Linked DNA regions of Homo sapiens: all the other regions are linked to region 1. Evidence: chromatin contacts called from ENCODE Hi-C or POLR2A ChIA-PET data. All regions are on one chromosome and are shown on one strand. Each heading gives the region's core, a stretch centred on a gene start or an enhancer-like site at or near the end of the contact. The rest is flanking DNA. Distances are from core to core; before and after follow the strand shown.

Region 1 (5,102 bases), core at 1,189-3,688:
ACTTGCTTTTTTCCTTGCCAAGAACACTGCTCTTAATTCTATTACTGCTCACCTCCTCTCAGTTTTGCTCCATCCTTTAAGCCCTATCTTTCTTCCATCTTCAATCTCCAATCTCTCCTCCTCTGCCACAAATATGGCCAGCCCTCTGTATCCTAAAATAACCCCCCTCTGACCCTGCTGCTGTAGCAGGTTACTGCCTTATCTTTCTTCCGTTTATTACCACACTTCTTCTAAAAGAATACAAATTCTGCTTTCACTTCCTGCTTATACATTCACTTCTTAACCCCTTGTAATATGGTTTCTACCTTTACCCCTCTATGAAACCACCTTCTGGAAAATCACTGAGAGTTTAGTTTCATATCCAACAAATCTAATGGACTTGTCTCAGTCCTCATTCTCCCTGTTGTCTCTGCAGAAATTTCAGTTTGTTGAATGTTCTCCTTCTATAGCCTCTGTGATACCATAGCCTGCTGGTTCTTTTATCTTTCTGGAAACTTCTCTTCCACCTCCTTCACTAGCTGCTTTTTCTTTCTACTGCTCCATAAATAAAATAAAATCTTCTCCACATTCTTTGCCTCATGTGACTTCTTATCTACTCACATTGCTTTACACATGAATTTCTTCAATCTTTTTTCCCTTCATCTCAAAATCTTTCTCCTGATGATTCTAAAATCTAGCAATTTCCAATTGCTGTTAAGACTTTCTTACTTAGGTAACCAGCCAGGATTTTAAACTCAGTGTATCTAAAATGAAGCCCATTAACTTATGTTCATCAAACTCCAAACTCCAACTGATTGTCTCTATTTTGTTTTTATAAATGACACCACTATTAATGAATCATCTTTCACAACTCACAAGTAATTTTTTATTCGTCCTTACTTCTCACACCCTGTGCCTACTAAATTATGGAGTAAGGAAGATTCTATAGGCTTTGTGGTACACAGGGTGGGAAGAGCATCTATTTTGCTGTCAGATAAGTCTGAGTTCAGATCATGGTTTTGCTACTTACTACCCTTTTGGTCTTGAGCCAGTTAGTTAAGCTCACCAGAGTCTTGATATCCTTATGTATAAAGCAGGGAATATAACATTCCCTACCTAGCCAATTGAGAGGATTGGATGAGAGCTGCACATTTTATGTGGAGTCCTAAATAAATACTGATCTCATTCTTTTCCCTAATCGTGGTTATGCCTCTCATACTCACTTTTCTTTTCCATTAAATGGAATAATATGCATCAAGGACCTCATGCAGTTCCTGAAATGCAGATGCTCATTCCACGTTTTTTTTCTCCTTTCTTCCTTCCGTTGTGGCCTGCTCAGTTCAGGACTGTGTTGCTTCTTGTCTGGACAATTGTTGCGGCTCCCGACATGGCTCTTGCTCCTGCTTCAGACATTTGGATTCACCGCATTCACTGCTGGTTGGTTTTTCTTCCTCATGTGTGCTCTGATTAGGACACCCTTCTGCTCAGAAGACTTCACTTATTCATCATTTCCAAGAAAATGAAGTAGGAAAACATGTGGACCAAGTTATCTTAGAGACATATGTGCCATGACTTTCTTACATGTGAGGTCTATTTTGGCCAAGTGGTACCATTCACTGTTCCTTCAACATGTCCTTACTTTTCTATTCTATTAACTTTCCTCCTGGGTCTAGGATTGACAACGATGCAGTCTCAATCTTTGAAATCTATTTCTACCATGATGCTTTCCCTGATTCTTTAAACATATGGGATTTCTCTCTGCTTTGGCCCCCAAAAGACTTTGCACCTCTCATGTTCACCTTAGTTCTCATTTTAGTGGTTATTTATTTACTTGTTCACACTTACCCATTCCTCCCTTCATGATACAATAAGGTTTTGAGCCTGTGTCTAATTAATATATCTATATTTTTAAGTAGCTAGTCTTGCAGGCCCTGAAAACCTTTTGGTTCAATTAAAATAGTTTAACTTTGATATACAGACCTATGCTTGAAAGTGAAAGTCTTATAGACAACAGAACCACTGTTTATGAGAAGAGAAAGAGAAAAGATAAGAGGAATAATAAGAAAAAAGGGCAGCTTCCTTGGGTTATGAGGTAATTATTGGAATTCGGTCAGAAAAGTAAGAAATAGAAATAAGTACGTGTCCCAAGAGAAGCAGCAATACCTAGGATTATGCTGACAGAGTGAGGGGGATTTAAAAGCAGTCTCCATTCTAATGCTTTTTAAATTCTCGGCATAGTGTAATGATTACTATTCCAAAACAGAAGATATGTTGGCAAACTGCCCTGTATTTGAAAATAGAGGAAATGCCCTGGAAAGAATGAGATGTGGTAAAGAGAGGAAATGACAATGTACTGAAAAGACTGGGCTGTAAGTCATCACAGCGGCGCCCTGAAACCCGATATGTCAGGCAAGCTGGTGGGATCCTGGGATCCCTCATGTAACGGCACTCATTCTGACAGAAGCAGAGATAAAACAGACTAAGTACACAGAGGAGTTTAAGGTTTCGTGAATGTAAGTGCTGAGTACAGAATGGTGCTCAATAAAAGCTTGTTAATTGATGGACCACAGGTTTGTGACAAGACTTCTCAGAGTCTGATTCTTTCAAGGTGGGATATAAGAGTAAGGTAAGCACCTCAGAAAATGCCTGGGGCAGGTCACTCAGTGTTGCTGGGACTGATGGTGTTGGCTTGGCTTGACTAGGATTTAATAATACAGATGTGCCTCAACTTATGAAGGAGTTAAGTCCCGATAAACCCATAGCAAACTTGAAATACCATGAGTTCAAAATGCATTTAATACACCTAACTGACTGAACATTATCGATTAGCCTGGCCTACCTTACTCATGCTCTGAACACTTACATTAGCCTACAGTTGGGCAAAATAATCTAACACAAAGCCTATTTTATAATAAAGTATTGAATATTACATGTACTTTATTGACTACTGCACTGAAAGTGAAAAACAGAATGATTGCATAGGTATGCAATCATTGAAGTATGGTTTCTACTGAACGCATGTTGCTTTCACACCATTGTTAAGTCGAACTAACACAAATCTTGGACGGTTTGTAGTCATATCTTACCCTTACATAAGCCACTTATTTCACAAACTTAAATCATAAGTAAGAACTTGGATATCATCCAAGAAGGCCTTTGAGTAGCCAAATTAAGTCCGATTAAAAAAGTTCTTTAAGATGAAAAATAGCAGTTTAACCCTGACCAGTCGTTTCTTCTGGTTAAGACAGCACACATCTATATGGTTGACAAAGTTTCATTTCATTATAAACTTGTCTAAAAAGAATAGTATTCAAAACACATTTTTAAGCATAACATAGAGCATTTACTGCTCCATTAGACACACTTTGAAAATCAGAAGGCAATCTCTGAGATGGTGTGGTTTTGGTGAATTCTGCTTAAGTTGCTTGGCATTCAGGTTTTGTGAGGGCTTGGGCTGTGATCGTCATCCCTCCAACAGCTTTGTGTGTCTGAGATTGAATATATACCCATAACTCAGGGAAAATTTGTTTACTCATCATTTTATCATCAAATACACCATTATAAGTTTAGCAAGCAAAGACCAAGAAAAAGGTTAAATTAATATTGATGTTTTAATTTAAATGCAAGATAAAAAAAATCTGGTTAACTTTATTCTCCTAAACAGTTGTTGATGCTTTTTGAACTCTAAAAATGAATTATTTGAAATGATGCCTTTAAAGCTTTCCTTTCTCTATTTCACTTTAGTTTCTACAAGTATATAGGCTTCTCTTTCTAAGAAGATTCAGAAATTATCTTTGAGGAAAACTTCAAGAAATTTCTTTTTGGCCTCTTAAACTGGGCTTTTCATTGAATTCTGGTGCTCTTTGTTAAAATTTGCATGATTGGTTTTTAAATAATTCTGCTAGCATCGTGGTCTCATACAATTATTATTCCAGGATTAACGAGAGTCACAAAACTTTTATTAAATATCCAAAATACTAAGAAAATCACTTTCAATCAGCATGTGAGAACAGCCTATGATTGCCTTCTGCTGATTTACTGCTTGTTTGGCATGTTTGGCAGGATATTGCAATCTTGCTTTCCACTACCAGGTTCATGTGGGAAAACTTAGGAACTGCTCCATAACTGTCACATCTGTCGCCGATTTCAGATTTTTCTGAATTTCCCTCATTATCTTCTGTATTTTCACTGGTTTCAAGTTTGCTCATCAAACTTCCTGTTTTTAACCACTGATCCATGCTCCCAGTTGAAAATGTAATTTGAAACTATTCACATAAAAAAGTTAAATGCAGTATAACTTTACAACATTAAAAAAACCTCAGAATTTGGGCTTATTTTGTGTTATGGAAGAATTCACTGTGTTTAGAGAATTAAGCATAAGTATGTATTTGTAACAAAAAGTATCTGGTCTCATAAACTGCAGTGATAATTTAACTGATCTGTGGGAATTGGGTGTGTGTCCATGCAAAAGTTTAAAAAAAACTCACTGTTTTTTTTTTAAATTGTATTTTATTTTTACATTAACAGATAAAATCCCAACTTTTTTATTTTATTTATTTATTTATTTATTTATTTTAGATGTGGTCTGTCTCTGTTGCCCAGGCTGGCCTCGAACTCCTGGGCTTAAACAATCCTGCCTTTCTCCTGAGTAGCAGGGACTACAGGTGTGGCCATGGCCATGTTTTTATTAATAACTACACCATTGATCTTAATGAGACAGATGAGACAGACTCATTAAAAGAAACCCAACTGTAAAGTCTCTGTGGAATTGCCCAGAGATTATGTAACCTGATAGACTAGCACTCTTCCTGCCAGGTAGTGATATTACCATAACCTATTCTCGTAGATATGTTTTCAGGTTTTCTTACTGTAAGAGTCATGTTTATACTATATGATGTGGTCCACTGTGATTGGAGCAGAGGTGATAACTTGATTGGCCTGGATCAATCAGATACTCTTCTATAATTAGGGAATTGGAACTAAAACCTTCTAGTTTAGTCTAGTTACATTTTATGGTAGTCAGAATGCTAAGATGTCCCTAATCTCACTGTAGCTGGATATGATGCTAACCTGCAGCTACTTTAGAAAAGAAATATTGGTGGATAACACTCCTTTAATACCCT
Region 2 (5,102 bases), core at 881-3,380, 170 kb after region 1:
GTGTATGCTGTGTGTTTGGCATTTTACATATAAAGCATGACGTCTGTTTAGGAACCTTTCCTATTAACCCCCTCTTGTTACGGGAAGGGCCTAAAGTTAGGTGGTTGCAATTGAAGAAGGAAAAAATGGAAGCAGTAATACAAGCTCAGGTAACCTCTACATCTTTCCTTTTCTCTTTATGCCACATGTTAAGTGTTAAACCCTATATCAGATGCAAAATTTTGAAGAATCCCTAGTGATTTTGGATTTTACATAAAAACCATTATTTTCTGGCAAAAAAGTGCTACTTGAATAAATAATTCAGGTAAAAGCAGATTTATACTTTTGGAATAAATTGTGGACTTTTAGAATTAATTTTAGCTGAATATGCTACTTATGAGATTATTGTCTACTGAACCAGAGGAGCCATACTGACATTTATCTATGGTGATCTTAAGCATTTTTATGAATTTATGTTTTGGGGAAGACATCATTGGAGTAAATTATGCACCTCTGCTCTTTAGCTGTCATCTATAGCTGATTGCTTCTCTTCTGGTTTGTATGACCTGTTCCAAAGGCAGTTCATGTTGGAGATGGAAGAACAGAGTAAAACCCACAATTGGCCTCCCTTTAACTAGTCAAACTAGTTAACCCAGTTACCTTTACAGTGTGGGTGACAATGTTTTATGATATTTGAAGGATCTAAGGAAACAATAAATATGATAATGGGTGACATTTTAATGGAAACCTATTGTTTACACACACTTTCACCATACATTATTTAATTTTTATAAAGAATAAAAGAATTATCTTGAAAGTAGAATCTGACTTCAGTTGTGTTATGCAATGCTGGAATTAGCAGAAAAGAAGGCTTAGAGTTGTCCAGTTACAAACTTCAGATACAAAGGGTTTCTGACATAGTAGAAATTCTCCATCTCAACTTAGGAAAGGAAAAAACAAACACATGGACAAACAAATAGGGACAAAAACTGAAAAATGAGGAAGAAATTCCTTATGCTGAAGACTGAATGTCAGGAGGAAGTTTCAGCATTTCTTCCCCCATTTGAATTTACTCTTTGGAATGATTCTTAAATATTTAAGCCTGATAGCTAGAAACTGAAAAATCGACACTCCCAAGTCATGTGTAGATTTTTAAGTAGTGACTCTTCTCCTTTCAAGGTTGATGATGATGATGATGAAGTTAATGTTTACTGAGACTTACCATGGATCACATACTGTGCTGACAGGTTTACAGGAAATATGCCATAATCTTTCCAATAACCTGATTAAACAAACCCTACTATCTCCATTTTCAAACAAGGGAAAATGAAGCGTAGAGAGGTTAATCGACAGCTAGTGAGTGGGTGAACTGACTGGATATCAGATTAACTGACTCCAAAGTCTGCATATTTAATGATTATACTTTACTACAGGGCAGACATTAAGGATATTGTAGCAGAGTTGTCTGAACAAAAATGTCGCTATTTTGCAATACATTCTAATCAGGTGAGCTGCTCGGTCAAATTTCCGACAGATCACTATTCATGTTAGTGGCCTTTGTGAAGCAGCCTGCAACACCTCGTGTCATGCAAGCCATTCGGCTGAGTTCACTTCTCCACTAGACCGCTGAGAAAGCTCACGGTGCCTCCACGAGGCAGTCAACATGGCTCGAAGTGAGGAGGCTGAGCCCACTCAGCAGCAGCCCTGTCATCTCAATGTTTGGCTTTGTTGCTATTACTGGTCATGTCTATTTTATGGATGAAAAACCTGAGGTTCACAGAGATTTTATCAAATGTTTTTATTAAGTTGTTATTTTTGTTAGAGACCAGATGACAACATTTTGGATTTGAAGAAATTTTTGTTAAACATAAACAGCATGAAAAATAAAGGTCTCAAGACCTCCCTTGACCTTCCAGCTACTCTGGAAACTCAATAAACACTAGAACATTAATCAATCTAGATAATTTCTTTAAGAGTAAGAAGCTTTCTATATGTGGCTCTATTCTAGAAACACTGGGTTCTAATAGAGAAGAGATATTCCTCTGGAGAGTTTTTTTTTTTTCTCTTCTCAGAATGGTGGCTTCCTTTTTCTTGCCTTTTGAGAAAATGTGTGTTCTGTCAGCAGCTATGAGCACAGATCTGGGTGCCGATCAAGACTTTGACGTGAGGCCTGAGAAAACGCAGAACTGAGGTAAATAGTTCCAGGAAACACTATACAGCCTGTCACGATGTTCTGCGGTATTTCAAATGTTTTAGAAAAAGGTGAACTTGAGGTGAATATGAAAAAGATAAAGGTTCATTTTAGTCTGGGAAACAGAAAATTCTGGAAAGCAAAAACTGAATTTTTATTTTCAGTGTTATATAAGCATAGCTTTTTGCTTTCATTAAAAAGAGGAAACATTAGTGAACTTGAGTTTGGGGCACACGTCGAATAAAAGCTAAGTCTGTTATCATGAACCTCAAAGTTCTTCATCATTTGGCTTCACTGATTGCATTGACTACCACTCTCCCCCTCCCTCACAGCTCTCTTGTCAAACAGGCCTTCATTAATTTCCTTGTACACTTGCTTTAACCTAAGGAACTTTTGCATTTGCTGTTCCCTCTGCCTGAAGTGCCCTTCCTGCCCTTCACATAGTGGATTTATTCTCACCCTTCAGGTCACAGCTTAAATGTTGTCTCCTTGGAACACCATTGCTAGACCACCCTAGTCAGCCGCTGTGCCTCCCCTGCCCCTCCATCTTGTGTGCTCATCTGTGGCTCTCCTCTCCTTTGGGACACATGGGAAAAGTGTACTTTCTTGACACCCTTACAGGTGGGTAGGACTCTGGGACAAGTGTTGACCAACAGGACATAAAAGTGATGTGATGGTGCAGTCTCATTACCCTTGGTGTTGTCCAGGCATGAGAGCAACATGGACCAGATCCCCTGGCAATGTGTGGCGTATAAATGCATGAGTAAGAAAGCAAAACACAGAAAACACAACTTTGTTAAGACACGATATTTTTGGGATTGTTTGTTATTAAAACGTAACTGCTCCCATCCTATCTAAAACATTACCATATTTTATTTTCTTCAGAGCACTTTCTCCTTTTTGAAATCATTTCTCATTTATTTATTTATCATTAATCTATCCCCCGCCCCTACATTGTCAGGTACATTTGTAGATACACAATACACTAAATGATTAACTTTTCATGGGGTCTGTGGATCCTCATCAATCTCAAACAATCTTTAAAAAGCCTTTCAGAATAGCCCTTAGGCCGTCTGCTAACTACTTAGTCCTGAATCTGGTAAATAAAGAGATGTCCATTGATGGCCCTTGTTGAAATAGGCGAGGTGCCCATTACCTCAGTGCTCTCCCTGCCTCATCCATTTATCCTGATAGAGGAAAGCTGCCTAACTAATTCTGGAAAGTCTATAAACTGAGCAGGACCAGACAGAATGAATATTGTTTCCAGTTCCTAATGAGGGTCTCCTCCAAATACGTACTCTAGGAAGGAAGAAGGCATGTGTTTCCAGAGTCTACACAGGTTATGTTCTCTACCATATGTTCTCCCCCTGCCTTGACCTACTCATTCAGATAGACTGAATCAACTGACTCCTTCCAAATGGCACATACAAGGAAAGTTTGTGTTTTCTACCACGCTAAGAATTGAACTAATCAACACCTTTGTGATTTTCCTTTTTACTTGGAGTCCTTAGAGGCTTTGTTCCATGCCAGTCTCTCCTGGCTGCTATGGCCCCGGTGCTCTGGCTTCAAGGCTCAAGACTGGGTGGACTTTCTGGGCTCACTGGCTTCTGGCTCTGCTCTCCCACTGCCACTTCCCAAGCACCCCACTAGGCTCAGCTACCTGTACGGTTGGAGGTGATCTCTGAGCAAGTATGGGTATTGGTCATGCACTGCCTTCCAAAGATGGAAGAACCTCACATATGGGCGACACTACTCTACTCCTCTTTGCTCCCTAAAATTACCTTTGTCTCCTGCTAGGAACTGGGATAAACCATGTTATATATTACTTTCAAGTTTTCCTTTACTTACGCTGTTCCTTCTTACCTTTCATTGATCGGTTAATTCCTAATTATTTTCTAAGACTTGGCTCAGGCATTGTATTCTAAGCATGTGTCCTATTGGGTTAAAAACCCCTCCTCTGTGGCCCAAACAGCACCCCAGAAGTACTTCTGTTTAATTACCTATCATAAAGTACTAAATGATGTGTTTACTTCTCTCTTACTGGACAGTGAGTTCTCCAGTGGCAGGGATTTTATCTTATTTATCTTTTTACTTTCCATGCTTGATGCATATGAGAAAGTCTATGAAAGTCTGATGAGAGACTCCTATTCAATTCAACATTTCAACCTATTGATTCATTAAAAATTTACTGAGGGCCTGCTGTACACCTGAGGGCCTGCATAATCATTAGGACCAGCCTTAATTCAATTCAAATCTGTTCTAGGTCTTGGCTGAATCCGCATTTTTAAGCAAGCACTTCAGGTAATAGGCAAGAGAAACACGATGACCCGAACCATTGCAGCTCACCAGCCTTGCCTTGGATATGTTAACTCTGTAAAAACACCTTTAAGGAATGTCTCCATCTAGAAAATAAAGGGGTTGCATGGCATCAGACATTTCTAAATTGTGTTCCCTGAAGTGTTGCAGGGGTTGGTGAGAGGAATGAGGATGAGAAATTATTGAGTTGACCTTTGTCTGTTTCCCCCTTCCCCTGCTCCCGCTTCTACCAGAGCATCTCCTCTTTTATCTGTTTTATATATTGAAGGTTCTAGATAATATTTCATTTGAAGAGGGATTTGTTGCTTTTAAATAAGTTTTTAAAATTTTGATAAAAATTACGTATTTTCCAAAGGCCTTTCTGCTTCTAGTGTTCTAAGAATTTAAGGGCTTTTTGTGTTCAAAGTACTGTGTGGGGCACAGGGCACAATAGGGCATGTGAAGATGAAGACATTGCCTTTGACCTCCCTGGAACTGACAATTTAGCAGAAGAAACAGACTTGCGTTAATGATATCAGGAAATCTGAATAAAGGTAGTGGAAATAAGGGCGGGGAAGAGAGTACTAAGTGTGAGCTGCCTGTGGGAATCACCCATAAATGCAAGCCTGGTTGTATG
Region 3 (5,102 bases), core at 1,207-3,706, 140 kb after region 1:
TCCTCTAAAGAGTAGGAGGAAGACTGGGAAAAAAACATGAAATAATTATTACTTTTTTTTTTAAATTTTAGGGGCACAAATGGTTTTTGCTTAAATGGATGAATTGTATAGTGGCGAAGTCTGGGATTTTAGTGCACCTGTCACCTGAATAGTGTCCATTGTACCCAGTGTACCCAGTAGGTGGTTTTTCATCCCTCACCCCACCTCCCACTCTCCCCACTTCTAAGTCTTCAAGGTTCATCATACTACTCTGTATGCCTTTGCATACCCATAGCTTAGCTCCCACTTACAAATGAGAACATGTGGTATTTGGTTTTCTGTTCCTGAGTTACTTCCCTTAGGATAATGATCTCCTGTTTCATCCAAGTTGCTGCAAAAGACATTATTTATTTTTTATGGCTGAGTAGTATTCCATATGTATACCACGTTTTCTTTATCCACTTGGTTGGGGACTTAGGTTGATTCTACATCTTTGCAATTGTGCATTATGCTGTGATAAACATATGTGTGCAGGTGTCTTTTTTATATAATGGCTTTTCCTTTGGACAGATACCCAGTAGTGAGATTGCTGGATCGAATGGTAGACCTACTTTTAGTTCTTTAAGAAATCTCCATACTATTTTCCATAGAGGTTGTACTAATTTACATTCCCACCAACAGTGTATAAGTTTTCCCTTTTCATCACATCCACACCGACGTCTATTGCTTTTTGACTTTTTAATAATGGCCATTCTGGCTGGGGTATCTCATTATGGTTTAATTTGCATTCATTATGAAATGATTGTGATAATTCTGGATGTGAGAGAGTAGGGGGGATTTTAAGGAAGGGTCGGGGATGTGGGGACCTGAATATGGGCAGTGGTCATGGAAAGAAATGGGCAGATTCTAGAGGATTGATGAAAGAACAAACAAAGGTAATCAGTGACGACTGGAGAAACAGGACTTGAAGGTTGTCATGGATGATTCTGAGTTTTCTGGGAATTTGTGCCTCTAAAGTTGATTTGTCTGAATAGTAAAAATTGAAATCCCAAATCCTTAATGGAAGTTTTCAGAGTCCTGTACCCCTTGCCAGCCATCCTGCTTTAAAATGACTTGCTGTTCAAATTCTTCAGTGTCTCTTTCCTTTGCTTTCCTCTAAGCACCAGGCTTGTGCGTGAGAGGCTATAACTTGTCTTCTTTCCTTCATGTAGGTTGGTGATACAGACTTGCTGGTCCTCGTGAACGTGCTGGTGATTTGGACTCCAAGGGCAATCTGTCTGTCAGTTTTGACAGTATTGTCTAGTCTCAGTGAGAGATGGAAGGAAGACCACTGAGATTTCTCTGAGTCTGAAAATAGATACTCTTCTTAGCATTCAAATTTGCTTTGAAGGAGCATTCTTCACATGCCCATGGTCAGGAACAGTTTAAGTAGTGTTAGGATCCAAAAAGTTGATTGGATTTCCCCGCCTCTCTTCACAGTCTATATTTAGGCCCCAGCCTATCAAAAATATTTAAGAGGAGTATTTGGCATATTTCTGAAATGTTATTTTTGAAATATTATGCTGAGCATTTAAGCAAATGAACGACACAGGGACAGCTTTGGGCAATGCTATGAGTGGGTCTCCAGCACCCCTTTCTCTTCATTAGTGTTCTCAAGCTGATCTCTGGTTGCTTAGAGCTCTTCACAGAGGACTTCATCAGGACTGGCCTTCAAAATCCCTGCTGCTAAGCCTTTCCTTTCCCAGATCCCATATCAGATTGTCATGTTCCTAGAGGACTGAACATAGTCAGTGGTCTAATAAATAATAATGATAGATATGGTTTATTGAGTGCCTGGCATGGTGCTTTTCATACATTATCTCATTTTATTCTCACAACAGTTTTGGAAGTATTACTATCCCTCTTTACAAATGAGGAGAGACTGAAACACCAAGACTGTCATTAAGTTGGATAAACGTCATGCAGCTTGTAAGTGCCAGAGATAGAATAGGACCACAGGTCTCTCTCATAATGTACACGCCTGCTAATAATACTTTCAATCCCTTAATTCTGAGGAATGATTTCCAATGGGCATTTCAGGAATTAAGGCAAGCTCTCAGAGGCTCTATCGTTGATAAGGGCTTTATTTCAGTGGGGCCTTATTCTCTTAAACCTGCTTTTGAAGGAAGTAAGCTCTTTGCAAAGCTCTTGTTAGCAGAAAAAAACCACATGTCTTAATTCAAAATGTTATTTGAAATCTCACAATCTGTATTTTTAAAAATAATGGAAGGCAGGTGAACTGTTTGTCTTCAAAAGGTTTATTTTACACACCAACTCTTTACTGCCTCTCAATAAACGTTACTTAATTACAATGTGTTAAAAAGAATGAAGCAGAAGTATGGTCTGTAAAAATATTTGTTATCTTTTGCTTTTTTCGTTTCCTGATTCTGAGGAACTCTGAGCGGTTGTTTGTCAAACTGCTTTGTACCTGCCTGAGCACAAAGGCCCTTTTGCTGGGCTGGGCCCCATGCAGAATGGTGAAGTGGCTGAAGTTTGAAAAGCAGCACACTCCTCTCAGTGCTCCCAGCTTCCTCCTCTCCACTCATTTCCCTGCCTCTTTTATATTTTGTTCAAAATAAAATAAAATGCAAAGAAGACAAACTTTTCTCTTCCTCTCACTCAAGAAGGGATCTTCAGACACATTTTTATGTGATTGAAAGTAAATGTAATTTCCGGGTATTGACATTTTCAACTACATTTCGAATCACAAAACCGAAGATTATTTTTCCTGGTAGAAGGAATTCCAGGTTGAGAAACCTGAGGAGTGAGGTGTTGGGGAATGCCTGAAGAAAGAATTTGGCTAGGATGAGCAGAGTGTTCCTCCTCTTCTCCCCAAAGCAGACAGGCTTCATGAGAAAAGTCTTGAAGATAGCCATTGCTTTACTGATTTTTTTTCCTTGGTGGATTTTAGTAGTTCTGCTTTTTCAGATGATACTTCAGGCCATTTTTTTCACTGTGTGGCAGGAAAAAATAAAGAGGTTTCAAGGAAACAGAGCTGTCTTTTGCCCTGGGGCTTGTTGATCTGGGCAAGGTCTTTACCACCGAGTGCCCTTAAGGGAGGGAGGAATTAGTTCCTGCAACAGCGCTGATAAGGGTTTAGAGAGTGTTTCAAAGTTTACAAAACACATTCATGGAACAGTCAAGTGGAAAAGTTTTTTTAGACACATATAAAATATTATTAAAACTGAGTGCAAGTTATTTGGACTAGCCTTCATTTGGGACAGTCTCTCAAAAGCTGAATTATTCTTTTTTCTTCTGATGATAAAAATACTAATTGTAATGCAGAACAAGCTCTTTCCTCCATCTCCCCTTGTTGCCACTGCATGAGAGTAGCAGAGAGTAGTGCCTAAGTGGCAGTGATACATACATGATGGCTTGAATGGGGTGGCACAAAAAGCTTGTAGTATGATGCTGCCTGCCGTGTGGTGTTCCTGCCTAGTCAAGTCTTCCCCCTCCTACTTTCATTCTGGGCTGTGAGTTTTATACTAGTTTAAGCTAGCTCCTCATCTTTTGAAGCTCGTCATCTTTTTGAACCATGTGAGAAAGCCATCCCACACCATTGCTGTTGAACCTTTCTTCATGTGGAATTTGTTGAGACTTGAGGGCGCCCATCATACGGGGGACCATTATAAGCAAATCTCCCATGATTTTTCACCCTTGCGCTCCACGGTTACAGCCCACTTCTCATCACTCGTCATAATGTGATCCTCTCCCTTGATCCAACAAAATAAGCCAGTTTACAGCCTGAGCTTCCTACAATGAAGTTCACTGTCTAGTCTTACCTATTTTCACAGAACTTCTAATCAGCTTTTCAGGGTCTTAAATAAGTCACTCTATATGAATGAACAGCCAAAGCTGTCTAGATATTTGAGAAAACACTTTAATATGAAATGAACTCAGAGGAAGCAAAGACAATGTAGGAAAAAAAAACAAACTAAGATTCTCAGAGAGAGAAGATAATGAATCCATGGACATGAACAGGATACTATAAAAATGAAAAGAGAATAAAAAAGACCATCAAATATAAAAATGATGACAGTAGAAATTAAACATTAAACCAAAACATTGATACAGTTGTTGAGTAAATGTTACAGACTGACTTGTGTCCCCCCTCAAATTCATATATTGAAGTCTTTTTTTTTTTTTTTTTTTGAGGCGGAGTCTTGCTCTGTCACCAGGCTGGAGTGCAATGGTGCGATCTTGGCTCACTGCAAGCTCTGCCTGCCGGGTTCACGCCATTCTCCTGCCTCAGCCTCCCGAGTAGCTGGGACTACAGACGCCCGCCACCATGCCCAGCTAATTTTTTTTATTTTTGGTAGAGGCGGGGTTTCACCCTGTTAGCCAGGATGGTCTCGATCTCCTGACCTCGTGATCCACCTGCCTGGGCCTCCCAAAGTGCTGGAATTACAGGCGTGAGCCACCACACCTGGCCATATTGAAGTCTTAATCTCCAGTATTGGGAATGTGACTGTATTTGGGGATAGGGCTTTAAAGAGGTACTTAAGGTAAAATATGGCTCTTAAGGTAAGTCCTACTGGAATGTAACTGATATCCATTTAGGAAGAGGCGATTAATACTTATAGAGAGACATCAAGTATGTCCCTCACAGAAGGATGATCATGAAGAGGCAGCAAGAGGGCAGCTATCTGCAAGTGGAGAAAGGAGAACTTAGAGAAACCAGCTCTCCTGGCACCATGCTGTTGGACTTCTAGACTCCAGGACTCCCAGAATATACATTTCTCTTTTTAAAAATAGCCATTCTGTGGTATTTTGTTATGATACTCCTAGCACACCTATACAGTACATTTCCAAGACATCAAAATAACCACAAAAAAACAACAAGACAAACAAACCAAAATCAGAAGATGGAAAGTGAAGGACAAAAGAAGAAAGCAGGCAAACGGTCTAAGTGGATCAAGATCTTATAGAAACAGGCAAATAAAATAAAGAAAATTATAAAATATATAAGAAAATTTTATTAAATGTTTTGCCAAGTGCCTATTATAACAACAGAAAATAAAAAATGTATATCAAATCCTATTGTGAAATTTCCGAGCACTGGAAATGAAAAGCAGATCTTACAA

The links. Hi-C counts contacts between places; a loop is a spot of excess contacts on that map. ChIA-PET counts read pairs that join two places held with the same protein, here RNA polymerase II (POLR2A). Pooled maps may share reads with other maps.
Region 2: a loop to region 1 is called in a map of naive thymus-derived CD4-positive, alpha-beta T cell, with 3 times the contacts of the local background. The contact joins the enhancer-like site here to the promoter of RDUR in region 1. A Hi-C loop is called at or near these places in 6 of 168 maps with a recorded cell type or tissue (CD4-positive, alpha-beta T cell, Calu3, HepG2 and 2 more) and 9 of 50 pooled maps. POLR2A ChIA-PET finds 5 or more read pairs at or near these places in 1 of 52 experiments (activated naive CD4-positive, alpha-beta T cell).
Region 3: a map of CD8-positive, alpha-beta T cell shows a loop between it and region 1 (1.8-fold over the local background). The contact joins the enhancer-like site here to the promoter of RDUR in region 1. A Hi-C loop is called at or near these places in 3 of 168 maps with a recorded cell type or tissue (CD8-positive, alpha-beta T cell and naive thymus-derived CD4-positive, alpha-beta T cell) and 9 of 50 pooled maps. POLR2A ChIA-PET finds 5 or more read pairs at or near these places in 9 of 52 experiments (BJ, OCI-LY7, T-cell and 6 more).

Annotation. Positions count from the first base shown.
Region 1 is chr3:101,938,421-101,943,522 of GRCh38, forward strand. RDUR (RIG-I dependent antiviral response regulator RNA) reads left to right here and starts at 2,439. Exons shown (of 4, transcript NR_026934.1): 1 at 2,439-2,605.
Region 2 is chr3:102,112,306-102,117,407 of GRCh38, forward strand. No RefSeq gene overlaps it. Among named protein-coding and RNA genes, the nearest start is that of RDUR, 170 kb to the left of the region's middle. Within about 2 kb of position 2,131, at least 6 of the 41 ENCODE cell types and tissues checked have a DNase peak (open chromatin) inside an H3K27ac peak, as active enhancers do; they include CD4-positive, alpha-beta T cell, where a contact is called at or near this core.
Region 3 is chr3:102,076,580-102,081,681 of GRCh38, forward strand. No RefSeq gene overlaps it. Among named protein-coding and RNA genes, the nearest start is that of RDUR, 140 kb to the left of the region's middle. Within about 2 kb of position 2,457, at least 10 of the 41 ENCODE cell types and tissues checked have a DNase peak (open chromatin) inside an H3K27ac peak, as active enhancers do; they include CD8-positive, alpha-beta T cell, where a contact is called at or near this core.